Linked DNA regions of Homo sapiens: region 2 is linked to region 1. A link is a loop called in an ENCODE intact Hi-C map of the cell type or tissue named here. Cell type or tissue: MCF 10A. All regions are shown on one strand. Links, peaks and the distances in the headings refer to the core of each region. The heading gives the core; the rest is flanking DNA.

Region 1 (11,051 bases), core at 1,727-9,726:
AACAAACAATGAGTTTTATTCGGACAGTGCTTTAGCAGGATCACAGGTGAGGAGAAGTCCCTCACAGCATGAGACCTTCCAGAGTTGAGGGCACAGAGCCAGAAAAGAAAGAGGACAAGAGTACTCTGGCAGAGAGCAGGCAGACAGGAAGGGAGGAAAGAGGGAGGGAGGGAGGGTAGGAACGAAAGAAGGAAGGAAAGAAGGAAGGAAGGAACGAAGGAGGGAAGGAAGGAAGGGAGGGAGGGAGGGAGGAGGTAGGGGAGAGAGGGAATGAAAGGAAAAATGGAAGGAAAGGAAGAGAGGAAGGAGGGAGGGAGGGAAGAAAAGAAGGAAGGAAGGAGGGAGGGAGGGATGGAAGGAGGAAGGGAAAAGAAAGGAAGAATGGAAGGAAAGAGGGAAAGAAAGAAGGGAGGGAAGGGAAAGGAAGGGAAGGGAAGGGAAGGCAAGGGAGGGGAAGGGAAGGCAATGCAACAGCTCCAGTGGAAAATTCAAGTCCTCCTTCAACTGCATCCAAAAATAATAATTTTTACTAGATACCTGATGTAGAGAAGGCATACCCTGCCCAGATACAGGAGAATCTCCCAAAAGTGGATGACAAGATCAGCCATGACTGTGAAGAGATGGACACCTACAAAATACAAACCAAAATGCTTTCAGAAAAATTTGAAAGAATCACAGGTTATTATCAAAGCAGCTTATTTCCCATGACAGAAAATCCCATGACAATGAGTTGAGAGCTCTGTTGGCTAAGACACATCTTTGTATCTTAAGAAAAGGAAATGCGGGCCAGACACTGTGGCTCACGCCTGTAATCCCAGCACTTTGGGAGGCCGAGGTGGGTGGATCGCAAGGTCAGGAGTTCAAGACCAGCCTGGCCAGCATGGTGAAACCCCTTCTCTACTAAAAATACAAAAATAAAAATAAAAAACTAGCCAGGCATGGTGGCACATGCCTGTAGTTCCAGCTTCTTGGGAGGCTGAGGCAGGAGAATTGTTTGAACCTGGCAGGCAGAGGTTGTAGTGAGCCGAGATTGTGCCACTGCACTCCAGCCTGGGTGACAGAGCGAGACTCCACCTCAAAAAAAAAAAAAAAAAAAAAAAAAAGAAAAGAAAAGAAAAGGAAATGCAACTTGTTGACTAGGTAGTGTGAAGATAAAATAAAAAAGAAAACGCATATCTGACACCAAAAAAAAATGAAGAAAATGTAAGGTTTTCAAAAATATACTTATGTCCCTGGTGTTGCAAATGGGGTATTTGGCAGAAGGACCACCAGGGCATCCTCCGGATGTCCACATCCCCAAAGAAAGAGGAGCACCTTCTACCATAAAAAAGAATAAGATCCCATCATTTGCAACAATATGGATGGAACCAGAGGTCGTCATGGTAAGTGAAATAAGCCAGGCACAGAAAGACAAACATTGCATGTTCTCACTTAATGTGGAATCTAAAAATCAAAATAATTGAACTCATGGACACAGAAAGTAGAAAGATGGTTACCAGAAGCTGCGAAGCTAGTGGGGAGTTGAGGGGAGGTGGCGAAGGTTAATGGTTACAAAAAAAATAGAATTAATAAGGCTTACTTTTGATTGGGTGACTATACTAAATAACAACTTAATTGTACATTTTAAAGTAAAGAGTGCAATTATATTGTTTATAACTCAAAAGATAAATGCTTGAGGGGATGGATACCCCATTCTCCATGATGTGCTTATTTCACATTGCATGTTTTTATCAAAACATCTCATGTATCCCATAAATTTATACAACTATTATGTACTCACAAAAAAATTTATAAAATAAATTAAAAATTAAAAAGTATTTTAAAGAGGAACACCAAGCTGTGACTCATGGGAGACCCAGCATTCCTCCCAAGGTCAGGATCCCAGGAGAAAGAGGCCTCCCTCAGGTCAACTCCACCCTGACTCAACAGATCCTTCACAAGGTCCACAAAGAGCATGACCTGATGCTCCTGGTGCTGGCTGCCACAGCTCAGGACCTTCCTTCTATTCAACATGACCACTAGACCACAGTTCCACTGGTCCAGGCCCTGGTCCTCCACCTCCTCCCCTTGTCAGACCTCAGATGTTTAGAGAGTCTTAAAGGGACAGGTCCTAAGAAAAGAAACCTCTGCTCTTCCCCTGTTCCAGAAATCCAGGACACAATTGCCTAGGAATCCTTTTCACCAGGGAGCTTCCCTGGCTGGACACATCCTCCCCATTCTCCTCTGGCCACAAGAAATGTTGGACACCAAGCACTGTCCACTCAGCCTGAAAACGAAAGTGAGTCACCCCTGGATAGATCCCACCTCCCACTGAGCATGCTACTACACAACCACAACCACAAGAGCCCTTTTCCTCTGCTCTACAATAATTTTCATATTTTCTATTTTAGTTTTATTGCCAGTGAGTGATTATATCATGTATAAGATGAAAAAAGACAGGATTCTGCTTCATAATGTGCTCTGCCTGTAGATTATTTCAATAACAACACTAATAAATTAATTACTTCCATTTTATTCTATTTGTAAGTAGCATAATTACAGTTTTATGTTGTTTTTAGCAAAGCCTCTAAAATAATTCAGGAAAACAGCAACTATTTTATTCCAACTTACTTTTTAAATAATTTTATTTGTTTCTCTATTGGTTTTATTGCCATAATTTAATGTATTAATAATTACACATCTCGAAAGAAGACCTGATAGGATTACAATGTTTAGGATTGCAGTTTTAAAATGTGCATGATGTAAATGCAAATTATATTTAACCCTGAGAGCACAAGCTTCCTTCTCACCCCAAACTCCCTTGGGGTGTCCACCGGGAAGCCACCTTAACCTTGACTCTGAAGGGTGTCTCAAGTGGGTTTACAGGTCAAAGCCAACACTCTTCAGTGAGGACCAGCCCCAGACAAAATTATGTGAACACTTTTCGAGGATCCCTGATTCTCTTCCCTGTTCTGTGTCCTCTCTGCCCCATCACAAGCCTGGACTGAGAGTTGGAAGGACCACAAAGGCTAAGTAATCAACCCTTTCCCTATCTCCTCCCTGAACTGTCTCACCTTTACGACTGTGAGGCCAATGTCAGCATTTAAAAACCATAAATAAGACCATGGGCCATGCTGCTCAAAGCCCTCCAGTGCCTACAACTTACACTGAGACTCAAATCTATGCTCTCCTGGCCCATGAGGTTGTCCATGCCCTGGTCCTTGCAGGTGTATACCTACCCAAGCACCTCCTGTGACTCCACTGACCACGATTTTGTCCAGTTAGCATGGCAGGCTCACTAAGTCTCAGAATTTTGCACTGGGCATTTCCTCTGCCGAGAATACCTTTACACCACATATGTGGTGGCTGCCTCCTTCATTTAGATACCAACTCTAATCACGTCTTCTTAAAGTGCCCTTTCCTGACCACTGTAGCTTAGTGATGGTGCTTCCTCATCCCTCTCTGATATGGTTAGGCTCTGTGATCCCACCCAAATCTCATCTTGAATCCCCCTTGTAATCCCCATAACCCCATGTGTTAAGAGAGAGACCAGGTGGAGGTCATTGATTCATGGGTGCAGTTTCCCCCATACTGTTCTCATGATAGTAAGTGAGTTCTCACGAGATCCGATGGTTTTATAAGTGGTAGTTCTTCCTGTATTCACTATCCCTCCTGCCACCTTGTGAAGAAGGTGCCTTGCTTCCCGTTCACCTTCCACCATGATTGTAAGCTTCCTGAGGCCTCCCCAGCCATGCAGAACTCAGAGTCAATTAAACCTCTTTCTTTTATAAATTACTCAGTCTTGAGCAGTTCTTTATAGCAGTATGAGAACGAACTAACACATTTTCTATTCCTTTGGTCCGATTTATTACCTCATAGCACTCATCCTTTCTGAATCATCATATTTCTGTGTTTATTCCTTGTGTATTTTCTGCATCATCCTCTGCACCATATGGGCTGGTGTGGCAGAGAGATTATCTTACTCCCTCTGGGTAGCACAAGACAGCCACTCATTAATGCAGTTTATATAGAAGGCAGGGGAAGCTCAAGTTTGTGGGAAAAGAGGAAAGAGGTGTTAAGGAAAAAGACATGGTAGGATAGCCACTGGCCTCCTGCACCACAGTGTTGAGCAGGGAAGACCTTTGGTGCTTTTGTGTTAATGGAAAAGCTACTGGTCCTCAGAGGCTGAGATTATTTCACTGACTTGGATTGTCCTTAACAATACAAAGGACCTGCAAGTGCTTAACAATCAGCTCTTCCCTGGGTGTCATCGATAATATTCCTTAGGCCCACAACTCACAAAACACAGGATTCCTCTCCCCATCCCATTTATAAAACTGGACTCGGGGTTGGAAAAGACCTCAGACACCAAGCTGCCAGCCTTCCTGTGTTGCCCCCTCTGATATGGTTTGGCTCTGTGTCCCCACCCAGATCTCATCTCAAATTGTAATCCCCATGTGTTGAGGGAGGTAAGTGATTGGATTATAGGGGCAGTTTTCCCCATGCTGTTCTTGTGATAGTGAATAGATTCTCACTAGATCCAATGGTTTTATAAATGGTAGTTTTTCCTACACTCATACATACTCTCTCTCACCTGCTACCATGTAAGAAGTGCCTGCTTCCCCTTCCACCATGATTGTAAGTTTCCTGAGAACTTCCCAGACCCAGACATGCAGAACTGTAAGTCAATTAAACCTCTTTCCTTTATGAATTACCCAGTCTCAGGTATGTCTTTATAGCAGCATAAGAACAGACTAATATACCCTTCTTCCTTCTGGATGACACCACCCAGTCAATCCACTAACAGATGGGTCTGATGACCATGGACTGACTAGAACTCTGGCTTCCTTCAGGGCAGGGCCAAGATAGTTGGCCCAGAGGCACAGACCAGAGTGTAGGCCCAATTTCCCATGACTGACCCTATGAAACTGAGTTATGTTACCACTGCTGCATAGCAGGGCTGCCGTGAGACTTAAACACAGTATTGGGTTTTCCAGGTGCCTTCAATTCAGATTCTGCAGCTGGAAGTGAGCCAGACTTTCAAGAATCTGAGAGTTTCCAGGCAGAGACTCTCGCTCCTTCCTGTTCCCTCTCCTCATCAAGTGACACACTTGTCCCACTAGTATCAGTCAGGGTTTATTTTTCCCCATCCCGAACTATCTCCCCACCCCATCTCACCTACATAACCATGCATCCAGCATAATTTTTCAATAAAATACATGAGATCATGAGACCACGGTTCTCAAAGCCCTCCCGTGTCTCCAACTTGACTGAAACTCAAATCTGTGCTCCTAACTCTCCTCAACGATACCTTACATGCCCTAGTTCTTGAGTGTGTCTGCCCAAACCCATCCTATCTGACCACTGACCTTACCTCTGTTTCCCTAACATACCAAACTCCCTTTCATCTAAGGACCCTGCACTATTTCCTCTGCCAAGAACACCTTTCCCAGATAGGCGAGTGGCTGCCTCTTTCATTTAGACACGAGCTCTGCTCCTATTTTCTGAAGTGCCCTTTCCTGGCCACCACAGACTAGTGATGTGCTTACTGTATCCCTCTTTACCTTCACCCTATTTATGGCCTCGTAGTGCTCATCCTCTCTAAAATCATTTTGTTTCCATGGTTTTCCCTCATGTATTGTCTGCATTGCCCGCTCAACTGTAAAGGTTGTTAAGGCAGAAGGTTTATCTCAGTCACCACTGAGTCCTCTCTCCTGCCTTGCACATGGGAGGCACTCATTAAGGCTTTGGGAAAGTGAGCAAGAAATGGACAAGTGAATCCAGTGAGAAGACCTCTGAGATCTCAGACCTGCCCACACATCAGAGTAAGGCTGTTCAGGGCCTCCCAGGGCAGGACCCATAGACCTGGGGGTACCTCCTTGGCACCTACCTAGGCTCCCAACTGCCTGAACATTCCTTGAGACACTCTGGCTTTTTCCTAGAGTCTGTACCACCCTCATATGTGGGTTTCTCACTGGCTCCTTTGTGTCCAGCCCCTGCCAGTGAGTCTCAAGATTCTATGTCAGTGGGGATCATGGGGATGAATGGTAAGGCCAGTTGCAGGTAAAAGAGGAAGAAGATGCTTAAAAAAAGATAGATGGTTGGGTAGCAAATCGCTTGCTGAACCACAGTTGAGCAGCAAAGAGCTTAAGGGTTTTTGTGTTTAAGAAAAGGCCTCTGAACCCCAGGGATCGAGGCCATTTGACTGGTTTGGGTAATTCCTAGTGACGAGGCCGCCATGCAGAGGCATTTATCAGCTCTTGCCTGATTGTGTTTGCAAATATTTGTGAGGCACCCAATGCCTGAAGCACAGAGTGTCATATAAACTTACGCAATGTTTTGTTTATCCCAGTTAACTTCCCATATGGTTAATCTCTACTACAGGAATTACATTCAAACATGAGGAAGCTGGCTTTCAAACAAGCTCTGAATCACACAACTTGGAGAAGTGGTTGACAGCTCAGGTGCGGAGCCAGATGCCTGGGAACTAGTCTCATTCTGCACCTTACCTGCTGTGTACCTTGGACCTGTTACCTAATTAACATTTGGGTTCCTTGACTTTCTCATCTCTAAAATAAATGAAAGTCGTACAGGCTAAATGAAATGAATTCATTTTAAACTCTTAGCACATGTTAAACCCTGTGTGATTTGCTGTTTTTAGCATCATATTCTTTTTTATTGATTGATTGATATGGAGTTTCGCTCTTGTTGCCCAGGTGAGAGTGCAATGCCGCAATCTCGGCTCACTGCAACCTTTGGCTCACTGCAACCTCCGCCTCCTGGGTTCAAGTGATTCTCCTGCCTCAGCCTCCCAAGTAGCTGGAATTACAGGCATGCACCACCACAGCTGGCTAATTTTGTATTTTTTAGTGGAGACGGGGTTTCTCCAGGTTGGTCAGGCTGGTCTTGAACTCCCGACCTCAGGTGATCCTTCCACCTCGGCCTCCCAAAGTGCTGGGATTACAGGCATGAGCCACCACGCCCAGCCAGCATCATATTCTAAGGTGATGATAAACTTGGCATTGAATCCAGGACCTCTGCTCCCACATCTTTTTCACTTTCCATGATCTGAAAATTTGCTGTTCTTTAAGCTGTGTTCACCTGGTACACTGTTTGGAAACATGGAGATTATGAGGGACTTTCATGGTGAGAAATTGTAAATATCATTCGCTTGAAGAAGGGTCCCTAGTGATTGTGAGTATGCATCTGCTTTGACCAGTTGTGTGCAGGTTGGAAGCATAGACCATGCCTTTCAAGGGGCAGATCCAAGCCCCAGTGGGCACAGGGGAAGGGAAGGGCTCAGCGGGAAGTCTTGAACGCCAGATGGCAAAAACACCCCCAGGGCTCTGGAAAATTAAGGGTAAAGGGGCATTTCAGGCTCACTGTGAGTGATAAAGAAATGCAGGCAAAGTCACTAATTCGTGCAACCCCAATTAGAACGCCAAGGGCATACTTTCTGGGTATTGGCAAAACGTGGAGCTCACTGTCAGAATAAATGGGAGGGTATAATTAAGGGAATGTTGGAAATAAAGAAAAATTCAGGGCTTCTCTGGAATAACAGCTGAAACCCAGTGAGTGCTCAAATCCAGTAACTCATGTCACCACCGTCTGAGTATCATATAATGCCATCATTTGACTCTGAGCCTCTTTTAGTGTTCAGAATGCAGTGATTTTTTCTGCCTCACAACTGGCCATGGGAATGCTGCAGAACTTTACAGAGACAACTCACTGCTCGGTGTGGGAACTTGATAGGATTATAATTTTCAGATGATGCTCTGTAACTGTAGATTTTTTCGATGTGACTTATTTGTGCTTCCATATTATTACATTCGTAGAGAGTAGCAGAGTGACAGTATTTTGTGGTTGCTAAGAAGTCCATGAAAAGAGTCCAGAAACAGAATTTTATTTTGTCTTTCTTCTAAAATGATTTAGACTTTCTTCCCTCTTCTGCTATGTATCATGGCTAGTATTTCAGTAGGGACAGGATTTTGGTTGACTCCCTTTAACAAGGCCCTATAACAAGAACCTTAGAAAGAATTTTACATGAGTAGTTTCACAACTAGAAAGATTTGGAATGCATGGCTCTGTTCATTCATTGCGATTCACCTTAGGATTGAGGTGAAATTAGCACCTAGATTACAGTGGGATTGGAAGTCAAGAAAGGAAGCTTGTTCAGTGAAAACTACATACTATTGTAGCCATTCCTGGTGCATTTGGCTCCAATTCGAGGCTACGAAGCTGCAGCCTAGAGGTCACTTTGAACTTGCGCATAGCAGTGCTGAATCTGCAACTGCCCCAGTGTGTCCCGCATGCATACACACGGTGCTCCTATGGACCTTACTCAGCAGTGGCTCTTGATCAGCACATTATGGATCCATGCCCCACACACCATGAACACACCCCACAGTGCCATGTTTCCCATCCGGTTGGGCCTGAGGAGGGCTGCAGCCCCTGTTGTAGTTTGGAGAGGATCTTCCTTCTTGATGGCCCGCTAGTCGGTGTTGAAGTCCTCCAAGCTGCAGCTCCTAAGGGACAACAGTGTAGATGAGCCATGTAGACACCTCTGAATGTTGAAACTTGGTGTATTAGTCAGGGTTCTTCAGAGAGACTGAACCAGTAGGGTGGATGGATGGATGGATTGATTGAGGAGAGAGAGGATATTTGTTAGGGCAATTGGGTAATATGATTATGGAGGCTGAGAAATCCCATGACAGGTCGTCTGTAAGCTGGGGACCCTGGAATACTCCAGGAAGCTCAGTCCAAGCCCAAAGGCCTCAGAACCAGAGAAGCTAATGGTGTAGCTCTCAGTCCAAAGCCAAAGACCTGAGAACCCATGGCGTCACTGGCATAAGTCCTGGAGTTCAAAGGCTGGGGAGCCTGGAGTTCAGATATCTGAGGCAGGAAAGGAAATAAAATAAGTGGAGAGAGAGATCAACTCTTCTTTTCTCTGTTTTTGGTCTACTGGGGTCCCCATCCTATTGGATGGTGCCTGCCTACACTGAGGGCAAGTCTTCCCCCACTTAATTCACTCAGACACATATGCTAATCTCTTCTGGAAACACCCTCACTTTAGGTATTCCTTCATCCAGTCAAGTTGACACCTAAAATTAACCATCACACACTAGGGATGGAGGACATGGCTTTGCGGCCTCACAACCTTTTTTCTAAGGAGGCCTGGTCCCTTATATTGGGAAATGAACTTTAGAAACCAACAAGCGAGTACCAGCTGTGCTCATTACTACTGAGGTGTCATTGTTTCCAGAACTTTTTAATAGACAAAGCTATTAAATAAACACACACACACACACACACACACATATACACACATTATGAATTCGTACTAATAACCCTAATTCCAGTCAATACCCTGGGACTGGTGCTCTCTTCCCTCTTTCATATCTGTATCTTCTTTTTCCAATAAAGGGGCCCTATTTCCCAACAACTGGAATATATTTAATCATGCACTAATTTATATAATACATATAAAAGACATTTCAGTGGCTCACATCTGTAATACCAGCACTTTGGGAGGCCAAGGTGGGCAGATCACAACGTCAGGAGTTTGAGACCAGCCTGGCCAACATTGTGAAACCCCGTCTCTACTAAAAATACAAAAATTAGCCAGGCATGGTGGCGGGCACCTGTAATCCCACCTATTTGGGAGGCTGATGCAGGAGAATCGCTTGAACCCACGAGGTGGAGGTTGCAGTGAGCCGAGATCATGCCATTGTACTCCAGCCTGAGCGACAAAAGTAAGACTTAATCTCAAAAAACAAAAACAAAACAAAAAAAACACTTCAGAATTGCTACATTCATACCCCTTCAAAAAACACATCTATCAAGTGTCCTTAGGAATTCTTGAGGTTTTTTTTTTTTTTCATTCAAGAAACATTAATGATTTACCAAGAACCAGGCGCTGTAAGAGGTGTCTGCTTTATCTCATGACACTCAGGTAAACACTGAAGTCATTATTTTTATTGCACAGATAGGAAAGCAGGCTGGGAGAGGTGAAATTAAGTCCTGTGGCCCTGAGTAGGCAGTAACAGCATTCATAATGTCAGACTCAGATCTCGTAACTGTAAATAGCATCCTCACCACTCTTCCCCGGCTGCCCTCTCTGTTAGCTTCCCAGCAGGGGCTTCAGAAAGCTGAAGGAAAGCAGCCTCAAATTGGACTTCATAAAAGGCTGCATTGTGATGGTTTTCTTAGAAGCCAGGGTTTGGCTTTACAGTGTTAGAAATTCAATATCTGACCATTCCACTTGTCCAGGGTGACCAAATGCTAGAAACAGTCATTCTTCCTCTGTTGTAGCCAGGTGCACGCATATCAAAGATTAGGCACCAGAAAATGAACATTAATTACCAAAGTGTGGCTTGCAGGGCACAAGACCCAAACAAAAAAAAGGTTGGTTGATCTTGAGGAATGTGGGATCTGGACTATTCTGGAGCCTGTTGGTTGATTCCTGTTGCCCAAGAAAAACCCTCTCCAATAACTTTTCAATAACTAGACACTTACTTACAATGGTCAGGTTTCATCTCTGCCTGCCTGAGACAGCTCCAGAGGACACACCACACCAAATTCTGTTCTTTGTCTACTCCTCCTTTTATTACCAGGGCAGCCCTGGAGATATAGCTGAGAAAGCTTATTATTTTCTTAAACAATAGATAGCTAAGAAAGCTCATTATTTTTTCTTAAACATGTTTTTTTTTTCTATTCTCTTTATTTATAGGTGTGTTTGCTTAAAAGAACTCCAGATGCCCCAGGGGGCTGCAGGAGCTTCAGGACCCTTCCCCAGTTACCAAAGGACAATAAATCAGCTCAAGGCTGGGGCAAACTGGAACCAGCAACTGCTTGTTACCTTTAGATCATTAACATGTCCTCATAATACTAAACTCCCCACCCACAGGAGAAAATCACCACCATTTTCTGAATGTACCTGGTATGAAAAGGCATGTTTATGAGATGCACCTTCATGTCTGGGGTTCCTCTCTTCACATGATTACATACCTCCCCACCCCACATCTAACTCCTCACAATTCCCCAGCTTCCCATCTCTAGTGGAGAAGCTGTTT
Region 2 (11,051 bases), core at 1,197-9,196, 49 kb after region 1:
CCCTCAAATACCTGTGAGGAGGGTAGATTTCTCTCCTCTGAGGTCTCTAGAAAACTTGGGGCACCTGGGCCTGTTAGACAGTGACATTCTTTACTCACCACAGGTTAGGTCCCTGTACAGGGACTGTGTAGACAAGTTATGAGGCCTGACTCCCCAAGGGACTTGTATTGGCACTATAAGTCAAGCTTGATTCCTTAAAGGAAAGCATGCCATTCCAGTCAAAGCCCTGGTAAAACAGCCAGTTTCTCCCATGGTGTACTGTTGCAAAAGAAAACATTCTAATTGCACTTATGCCAATAACTATATTGCCACGCATTAAGAATACTCACAAATAGTTTCCAAATTCTGGAGAAATCAGGTAAAGAGAAACAAATATGTGAAATTTTTGTTCACAGGAGTATACTGAATTGTGAAAAGCTGTAGTAAATAGCTCAAAAGAAAAGTTTTCTTGGCTCTGAAAAACAAAGATTTTGCAAAAAGTCAAAAAGATTACTTCACTCTTCTATTAGTTCAGTCCATTCAGTTAACTCTCATTCTGCTTGATATTCATGAACATTTACACTGTAATATATGTATCCGCTTGGCTATCTGCTTTTAATTAAGCTGACTTTTAACCATAGCGCTCTTAAAAAAATGCTCTTACATCTCTTATTACCCTACTTTATCCAGGCCAAACGAACAATATTTCTGGCCTTTGAACATTATCAAAAGTAACCTCACAGGTGAAACCAATAAGTCTTAACTAAGGTTATGACTTAACCATGAGCATATGAGGTATTTTTAAAGAGGTGGTAAGGAGTTTTTAAAACATTTAAAGTCTCCAGAGGTAGCTCAGAGAAAGGAAAATTCAAGAAGGGAAGTCAGAAGTCATTCATGGAGGGGCAGAGAATACGGTGATTTTTACCATTCCTACAACTGGTTTGCATAGAGAGAGAGAGGCCTGAAGTCTGACTGGTAAAAATTTTTATGCTTTTGCCGGCATGCCAGGCTTCTGGGTTCCCTTTCCCTGATGAGCCCTAGTGACCCTGGAGTCCTGTGAAGGGGGCGCAGATAAAGAGGTTATCTGCATACTGCAGAAGTTATCTCCCCTCTCACAGGGATGCTAAGATTGCTGCCTGGACCTTCACTGACCATGCTGTCCTGGGTGGTACTTTTTGCTGCCACCACAGTGGCCCTCTCTCTGAAGAATGCAGCCTTCCTAGGTCCAGGGGTATTGCAGGCAACAAGGACATTTCACACAGTGCAGCCACACCTTGCCCTTCTACCACCTCTTCCTGAATACGGAGGAAAAGTTCATCCTGGACTGATCCCTGAGGAATTCTTCCTGTTTCTTTATCCTAAAGCTGGTGTAACAGGACTCTATGTGCTCGGAATTGGGCTTATTTTGTATGCTTTATCCAAAGAAATATATGTGATTACCACAGAGACCTTCTCTACCATATCAGTAGTAGGGTTACTTGTCTATGCAATTAAAAAATATGGTGCCTCTCTTGCAGAATTTGCTGATAAACTCAATGAGCAAAAACTTGTCCAACTAGAAGAGGCGAAGCAGGCTTCCATCAAACAAATCCAGGATGCAACTGATTTGGAGAAGTCACAGCAGGTACTGCCATTACTTTTTGATGTGCAGAGGAAAAACATTCCTATGGCTTCAGAGTTTACTTACCAGGAACAGCTGTATAGAGTACATAAGGAAGTAAAGAATTGCCTAGACTATCATATATCCGTGCAGAACATGATGCATCAAAAGGAACAAGAGCACATTATAAATTGGGTGGAGAAGCATGTGGTTCAGAGCATCTCTGCACAGTAGGAAAAAGGAGACAATTCCCAAGTGCATTACAGACCTAAAGCTGCTGGCAAAGAAGGCTCAAGCACAGCCAGTTATGTAAAGGTATCTATCCCAATTGAGACAGCTAGAAACAGTTGACTGACTAAATGGAAGGTAGTCTATGTGACAAAATATTTCTGTATTGGTGTCTACTGAAGTTATAGTTTACCTCTCCTAAAAATGAAAAGTTTATTTCATACAGTGAGAGAATTAATATATCAGCCAGTTAGATGTTTCTCATCCTTCTTACTCTGCATTTGAGTTGTTCCCTGATCACTTCTGAATAAGCAGTTTGCCTTTATTAAAACTTGCTGCCTGACTAAAGATTACCAGGTTATAGTTTAAATTTGTAATTCAACCATCTTGCAATAAAGCGACAATTGAATGAAAAAAAAAAGAAGTTATCCCCCCTGAAGAGACTGCTCAGTTAGATTTTTTTTGCTAGGGCTTTTCTGAATAAGTGTGGGATATTTCTAAACCTCTGAGGTAAGACTATCTAGGTTGAAGCTATTAGTTAATGATTTAGGTAGCTTTTCTGGGAGAAATAGGGCTATTAGAAAGATGTATTCAGAGGACAGGTAAATATTAAGTGAGCACTGATCTTGGAGATTATATGTTTGCCCCAAAGAGGTATGAGGTATTTAGACATTACCAAGGACCAGTGGGAGAATGGTAATTGGTCCCTTAAGTAATAAAAAGGGGTGTTAATCTTTTATTTGAGGGGAAGGGATGCCATTTGCCCTACCCAACAGGCTTAGCCCTGTTCTTCCTCTTCTGCTCTCAGTTATGAAAGACTGAAGAGGCTAATCTGAGGACTTCCTGCACAGGGGCACTGGGTTCCAAGGCTGACTTTTGTAATTTTCTCCTAGTTCATTTATAAGCCAAACAGTTTAAGGTTTGGGGAAATTAAACTTTTCCCACTTTTAGGGGATGCATCCAAGGGGCGTGTCCTGTGGTATGAAGACATAACTACCCATCTGGGAAGAGAGAACAGAGGAGGAAGAAAGGAAAAAGAAAACAGAAGGCATCCCCCCTTTCTTCTGTTATCCTGAAGGGGGTGTTTCCCATCATCCTGGGTTCCGGACTTAACCAGTCTTTACCATCTACCCTTAGTAACCATCTCATCACAATTACCCACTTGAGAACAGTGGGCCCTTGTCCATCCCTGGGATTCTGGAATTAACTAGTCCTTACCAGAGACACAATGTTTAATTTTAAAGCAAGTTGCCTAATTAATGTATGGTACAATAATTATCAAAATGAAACAAAGTAAAGCTTGCTATTAATTATTCTTGAATACACATAAATATATGCATACACACATAGTAAAAATATTTCTAAAAATATAGTTAGATATTGTGTTGATATTCTTTAAATTACTGAAAGTTGAATTTGGACAAGATAAGAAAGAATAGCTTTTCTCCTCTGTTATGAAACTGAGAAATAAAAATAAAATTTTAAGAGCCCAACCTACTGAACAGACCACGTCTTAACCAAGGGGACCTAAGAGTTAACCTAGAAAACTGAGTTCTCGGCCATGACAGGATGGGAAGTCAGACACAGCTCGTTAATACCTGCTCTTTCACTGACCATCATTAAGCTTTCTTCTGTAAGAGCTAAACAGAAACCAGCCCTTTCAAAAGATTCCGCCATTGTGTCAACTGCTTGACTGCTCTCCCTTCTTTTAGCAGTTTCAACATAACAACTGATGAGCTTTTCTTCCTGATGAGAGACCACCAACCATGGAATGATTCTGGCCAGTCTATGACGAATGCCCAGTGAGGGTTTTTGTGTCTCTACTTCACCTTTGGATGTCAAAGAGCACAACACTCCACCCTGGGATCACGCTGATGCCGCCGTTTTTTGAACGTGGGTCCTACGGAGAGGCATGAAGCTCAATTGCATATATATTTGTTTCTCTTCATAAATATGCATTATTTTTTCTATAGCTCATTGAATATGTATATCTGGCCATCCCATTCAGCATAAATTCCTGTCTTATTCTTTGGACCCTTGAAGTGTCTATTCCTAGTTTCTGGCTGGGGAGCTATGCTTCCCAGCTTGTCAGAACGGCCACCCTGCAGGCTATAATCCTTTATGAAAAACAAAGCTCTCCTTTCCATATTTATGAACCTTATTCTTCAGTTGACAAAACATAGCATATATCAACAGAAATTTGAAAAAAACAGTCAATCTGTGGATTCACTGGATTTTGTATGCACACAATCACACCATCTGCCAATAAAAGTATTCTTATTTATTTCCAATACTTCTACTTTGATTTTCTTCCTAACTATTTGGCTGAGAACTGCAGTAAAATACTAAATTGGGGTAGAAACAACATCATTGCCACATCTCCAAGCTTCACATTAGGTATATCTCCAAATATGTATTACCAAATAGGGGCTTAAGGGGTTCCCTTTTATTTCTATTGTTCTCAGCTTCTTCCCTCAAAAATCCAAAGTCTCTCTGAATTTTTAAGTTTTTAAATGTTTTCATCTGTTGTGATGATGGTATTATTTTTCTTCCATAATCTGTTCATGTGATTATTTTAAAACATTGTGATTTTAGAAAAATCCAACTAGCTTATGACATACCCTTTTTATGTATTTCTAGATTAGAGGTGCCAGTAGTTTAAGATTTTGGTATCTATGTTCATGACTGATATTGGCTTCATTTATTCCTTTATTAAATGCTTGAAATTTAAAGTGACTCTGCCTGGCTCTGACATTATTTTCATGGAAACATTGTTAACTACTGATTCTGTACTTTAAACAATTAGAAGACAACCGTTTATCTTTAGATCAGTTTTGGGAAGTTGAAATTTTCTAAGAATATATCCATTTCATCTAAATCTTCAAATGTATTATCAAATCACTCCAACATCCTCTTAACTTTTTCATTCCTAGGGCATATGTAGCAGCGTACTGTTTGTAATGTTTCATATTTGGACTTTCTATGTCTGTTCTTGATTGTTTGCCAGATATTTGTTCTCTCAAACAACCAATGTCTGCAGGAAAGACCATAGTGACCTCAAGGCTCCTTGTGGGCATGACTTTCTGGGGCAGTGGGGGCTGCTGAGGGCCAGGGGGCCTGTCTGTTTAGGGTCCTGGGCCTCTCCCAGGTGGCTCAGGTGTCCCAGCTTCTGTCAGTCCTCTGAGCCCGAGCTAAGCCATCATATCCCCTGTGACCTGCAAGTATACCTCCAGATGGCCTGGAGCAACTGAAGATCCACAAAAGAAGTGAAAATAACCTTAACTGATGATATTCCACCCTTGTGATTTGTTTCTGCCCCACCCTAACTGATCAATGTACTTTGTAATCTCTCCCACCCTTAAGAAGGTTCTTTGTAATCTCCCCCATCCTTAAGAAGGTTCTTTGTAATTCTCCCCACCCTTGAGAATGTACTTGGTGAGATCCACCCCCTGCCCACAAAACATTGCTCCTAACTCCACCACCTATCCCAAAACCTATAAGAACTAATGATAATCCCACCACCCTTTGCTGACTCTCTTTTTGGACTCAGCCTGCCTGCACCCAGGTGAAATAAACAGCCTTGTTGCTCACACAAAGCCTGTTTGGTGGTCTCTTCACACGGATGTGCGTGACAGCTCCCGCCAGCAGGTGCCCACATCCCCTAGCCACTGAGGGCCTCTGTGAAAAGGCGTCTGCACGTTTCAGGGAGGCCCTGACACTGCACAAAGGATTCCTGAGGCCCTGGGACTCAGGCTAAGCAAGGACTTAGTTAAGAGCGAGTCATGTCGCAGGCTTGCGTGCAGCAAGATCCCAGTTTCCTCCACAAAGACAATCGCTCACAGGAAGGCCCAGAGGCCCCAAAAAGCCCCTTTTACTTGTGTCCTCCTCAGACTTCTAGTGCCTAAAAACCCAGGGAGGGGAAGCCTCAAGGTTGAGGTCCCGGATCCAACAAGGCATGTTCCAGTCCTGGTCACGTGGACACTAAAGCCTTAGGAGACAGAAATAGGGACTCAAGCTCAGGGGTCAAAATCAGGATTTAACCCTTGGAGGGCTGTCATGGCCTGAATTCTGCCCAATCCCCCATTCATACGATTCATATGTTGAAGTCCAAACCCCTAGTACCTTCAAATGTGAGGGTGTTTGGAGATAGGGCCTTCAAAGAGGTAATTAAGGTAAAATTGTAATAACCAGTTGGGTTTATCTTGCCTGCTGCCCAGAAAGCCAGATGCCCTGAGAACAACAGGTATTACAGCAAAGAAAGAGGTTAATCATCACAGGGCCAGCCAGGTGAGAACAAGGAGAAACTTCTCAAACCCATCTCCCTGATAATTCCGAGGCCAGGGCTTTTTAGGATATTTTGGCCGGCAGGGTGCTGAGAAACAATTGATGAAATCACAGGGGTGTGTAAAACTGTCTTTATGCAGCTGAGTTAGTTTCTGGGAGGGCGGTCTCACAGACCAGGAGGGGCTTTTGATCTGCTAAAGTGCCAAATCTGAAAAATATCTCACACACTCATTCTTTGAGTTTTACATTTGCAATGCTATTTATAGGGGTAGCTGGGGAAGTTATAAATTTTGTAACCCCTGGCTACGTGACTCCAGAGCACTCAACACTTATAGAAAAACAAGCTGATTGATGGCAGGTTATTGGTTAACTATGCCTATTTTTTAGAAAATTAGGCCGGGCGTGGTGGCTCACGCCTGTAATCCCAGCACTTTGGGAGGCTAAGGCAGGCGGATCACGAGGTCAGGATATTGAGACCATCCTGGCAAACATGGTGAAACCCTGTCTCTAATAAAAATACAAAAAAATTAGCCAGGCATGGTGGTGAGCACCTGTAGTCCCAGCTACTCAGGAGGCTGAGCCAGGAGAATGGCGTGAACCCAGGAGGCAGCAGAGCTTGCAGTGAGCGGAGATCACGCCACTGCACTCCAGCCTGGGCGACAGAGCAAGACTCCGTCTCAAAAAAAAAAGAAAAGAAAAGAAAAGAAAAGTTTAAGTCCCTGCCATAATTTTAACCTTGTCTTATGAATGTTGCTTTAACCTCCGAATTGGCGGGGGCAAGAAGTGGAAGGGCTCAGTTTTTCTTGCCTCATGTTTAATTATAAACTAAATATTTTTCATGGTTATCTATGAGAACTCTGTGTTAGAAAAAGGAAAAAAAAAAAGGATGGGGGGGGGGGCCTGTCAGGTTAGAAGCAAGTTGAAGTCTGTCATATTAGATTATTCTTATTATCATTCTGCAAAAGGCTGGGCACAGTGGCTCAGTCCTTTAATCCCTGTACCTTGGCCTGGCCAAAACCACTTTTAAACACTCAAACTATACAGCAAAAAATCATTAATAAAAATGTTGACCAGGCTGGGCATGGTGGTTCACACCTGTAATCCCAACACTTTGGGAGGCCGAAGCAGATGTATCATCTGAGGCCAGGAGTTCGAGACCAGCTTGGCCATCATGGTGAAACCCCGTCTCTACTGAAAATACAAAAATTAGCCTGGTGTGGTGGCACAAGTCTGTAATCCCAACTACTCGGAAGGCTGAGGCTGGAAAGTCGCTTGAACCTGGCAGATGGAGATTGCAGTGGGCAGAGACTGAGTCACTGCACTCCAGCCTGAGTCACAGAGCCATACTTCATCTCAAAAAAAAAAAAAAGAAAATGTTGGCCAGAAATAGTGGCTAATGCCTATAATCCCAGCACTTTCAGAGGCCAAGGCAGGGGGATCACTTTAGCCCTGGAGTTTGAGGCTCCAGTGACAGAGCCAGTCCCTGTCTCTAAAAAAAGAAAAATAATGCTATATTAGAAACTATTCATTTAATGCAAAAGAAAGCAGTAAATGTCAGGCCTCTGAGCCCAAGCTAAGCCATCATATCCCCTGTGACCTGCACGTATACATCCAGATGGCCAGAAGCAACTGAAGATCCACAAAACAAGTGAAAATAGCCTTAACTGATGACATTCCACCATTGTGATTCGTTTCTGTCCCACCCTAACTGATCAATGTACTTTGTAATCTCCCCCATCCTTAAGAAGGTTCTTTGTAATTCTCCCCACCCTTGAGAATGTACTTTGTGAGATCCACCCCCTGCCCACAAAACATTTCTCCTAATCCACCGCCTATCCCAAAACCTATAAGAACTAACGATAATCCCACCACCCTTTGCTCACTCTCTTTTCAGACTCAGCCCACCTGCACCCAGGTGAAATAAACAGCCTTGTTGCTCACACAAAGCCTGCTTGGTGGTCTCTTCACACGGATGCGCATGACAGTAATTATGATTTTGGGCACATCAACATCTGTATCATTCAGGGTTCCATCAGAGAAACAATCAGTAGTGTTCCGAGGTCAGCTATTAACTAGTGAACTATATATAATATATGTGTGTATGCCTGTGTGTGTTTATATTATAAATATATAGGTATCTATACACATACACACTTGTACATATATATATATAAAGACATATATATGCCTTAGTCCATTCAGGCTGCTATAACAAAATACCATAGACTGGCTAGCTTATCAACAACAGAAATTTATTTCTCATAGTTCTGGAGACTGGGAAGTACAATCAGGTTAGGTGTCTGGTGAGGACCCACTTCCTAGTAGACAGTCATTTTCTCACTCTAACCTCACGTGGCAGAAGGATCACAGGGATCTCCCTCTCTCCCTCCCTGTCTGCTCTCTTTGATAAAGACACTAATCCCCTTCATGAGGACTCCACCCTCATGACTTAGTCACTATCCAAAGGCCCCACCTCCTAATACCATTACCTTGGTGGTGAAGATTTCGACATATGAATTTTGAGGCTACATAAACATTCAGGCCACAGCAATACAAAACTCACTTCTATAATTGTAGGGTCTGGGTAGGCAGGAATAAATTCTGTAGGGTAGGCCCTTCAGAAAAGCAGGTGGAAACTCCTAAAACAGCAGATGAAGCAGCTGAGCACTTACGGAATTTTTTTAAATTTTTACATAAATAAGGTCTTCCTGCGTTTCCCAGGCTGAAATTTAACTCCTGGGCTCAAGCGATCCTGCTGCCTCAGCCTCCCAAAGTGCTGGGATTCCAGGCTTGAGTCACCACCCCCAGCTAGATGTGATTTCCACCACCCCCACCCTCCCAAGATGTGATTTCCACCACCCCCACCCTCCAGGGCAACCTCAGCTTTGCTCTTTAACTGATTGACCTTTAACTGATAGAAAATAACCCACCCAGATTATCCAGGATAATCTCATTTACTGAAAGCCAACTGATTATATAACCCAATCACGTCTGCAAAATACCTTCATCGCAATGCTTAGATTCGTGTTTTATTGAAAAAATAGGGAGCGTAGAGCAGCCAAGTTGACACACAGATAGCACCATCGCAATGCTGAAAAGACATGAGTTTCAGAAGAGCCGAGGAAAACAAAAAATGCAAAGTAAGGTAAGGACATTCTTATAATGTAGAAACTAATATGGCCAAACTGAAATAATTAAACAAGAGTCATATTTAGAAAGGTATTATGAAGAAGACAAAATCACCACGTAGAATCTGTACTTCCACTTAATCTAATTACTTCAAGTTTCTTTCTACAGGTGTTAAATATTTAATGAGGGGATTAAATTGAAAGCTATTTAAGAAAGGGGCGGGTCACCTTGACCCTATATAAAGCCTGTGTCTTTGAGAGCTGCTCAGTTACTCGCTGATCTCCGTGGAGTCCAGGTCTTCTGCCCAAGATGAATTTGGAGGGCACTTCAGGTGGTAAGTTCCCATCAGCCTTTTCTCTGTTCTTTGGGATTGCTGCATGTCTTGCTTATTTTTCAGAGTTTGTCAAAGTTTATAGCACAAACATGATTAGAGGTACAGACTGGTAGAGCAGCAGCTGTTTTTCGCTGATAAATTGTGTCAGAACAGCCATGGGTGCTTTGAAGTTGGACTCTTGAATTTGAAATGTAAGATGGCAGCCATGAGTCCCATACAAGGGTCATCTACCTAAAGTTTTAAAGTTGACAGTTTATGTGGAGGGGAGAATGTATGAACTGTCTAATGCAGCCTACTGAATTTTACTGAGATATATTCTTTGTCATTAGAAGTACCAGTTCCTGTGTGTCTTATTTCACCTGTTCAATTGTTCCATGAGTTTCACTTTTTTCATTGATTTTTGTTAATTTTCCTCCTCCCTACTGCTTCCTCTTTTGGTAATTTTGTACATTTTCCGTAAGTTCTCTCTTTGGAAACTTAGGTCATTGATTATCGTTTTCTAATATATATATTTAAATGTTTATATACCCAATTTAGCATGACTTTAGCTCTATGCCTAAAGTAAAAATACAGAGTAATAATTAACAGTACGGGTGCGGTGGCTCACTCCTGTAATCCCAGCACTTTGGGAGGCCGAGGTGGGCAGATCACGAGGTCAGGAGATCGAGACCATCCTGGCTAACACGGTGAAACCCTGTCTCTACTAAAAAATACAAAAAATTAGCCAGGTGTGGTGGCACCCCAGCTACTTAGGAGGCTGACCGGGGAGAATGGCGTGAACCCGGGAGGCAGAGCTTGCAGTGAGCTGACATGGTACCACTGCACTCCAGCCTAGGCAACAGATCGAGACTCCATCTCAAAAAATAGTAACAATAATAATAATAATAATAATTAACAAAATGGGGAGGCCAGGACAGGAGGATCAATTGAACCCAGGAGTTCGAGGCCAGCCTGGGCAAGATAATGAGACCTCATCTCTACAAAGAAAAAAAAATAGCCAGGCACAGTGGTGCATACCTGTAGTCCCAGCTATTCCGGAGGCTGAGGCTTAAGAATCGCTTGAACCCAGGAGCGGAGGTCGCATTGACCCGAAACTGCATCACTGCACTCCAATCTGGGCGACAGAGTGAGACTCTGTCTCAAAATAAATTAATTTAATCAAAGTACAGATTTAAACCCATAAATATATTATTCACACTATTCTCCCCCTTTTCTGTTCATCAGGCATACTTCAAAAAGAATTCTGGAGAAACAGAATTCAGTATAACCAGAGTCAAAAGGATATCCTCCAATCATGGTTTCAACATGACCCTTTCCCTGATAAAGCTGCCAGAGAACAACTGGCCAAAGAAATTGGGGTTCCAGAATCTAATATTCAGGTAGGCATTAGATTTCTACTTCATTACCTGTCAGAACCATGGTAAAGAGAAAGACTAGGCCCAGCGCTTTTGCCAATTCTCTTATATCAGGTTATATCAGGTATTTTGCTAAGAAACG

What was found. A loop is a pair of places that touch in the nucleus more often than their neighbours do. Peaks named below come from ENCODE experiments on the same cell type or tissue, not always from the same donor. Only the 100,000 strongest peaks of a DNase experiment are listed, where the experiment ranks them.
Region 2: a loop joins it to region 1, with 2.2 times the contacts of the local background. A loop is called at or near these places in 4 of 110 quality-filtered maps.

What each region holds. Positions count from the first base shown.
Region 1 is chr16:75,749,627-75,760,677 of GRCh38, reverse strand. It overlaps LOC105371348 (a long non-coding RNA gene), which reads right to left and starts at 628. Exons shown (of 6, transcript XR_933748.4): 1 at 538-628. RefSeq lists an enhancer at 2,365-2,414. In MCF 10A, for the core only: no CTCF peak of the experiment used is centred there; a DNase peak (open chromatin) is centred at 6,357.
Region 2 is chr16:75,699,897-75,710,947 of GRCh38, reverse strand. DUXB (double homeobox B) reads left to right here and starts at 9,487. Exons shown (of 5, transcript NM_001351307.2): 1 at 9,487-9,554; 2 at 10,779-10,933. The coding sequence starts at 9,530. It also overlaps the pseudogene ATP5PBP7. In MCF 10A, for the core only: no CTCF peak of the experiment used is centred there; no DNase peak of the experiment used is centred there.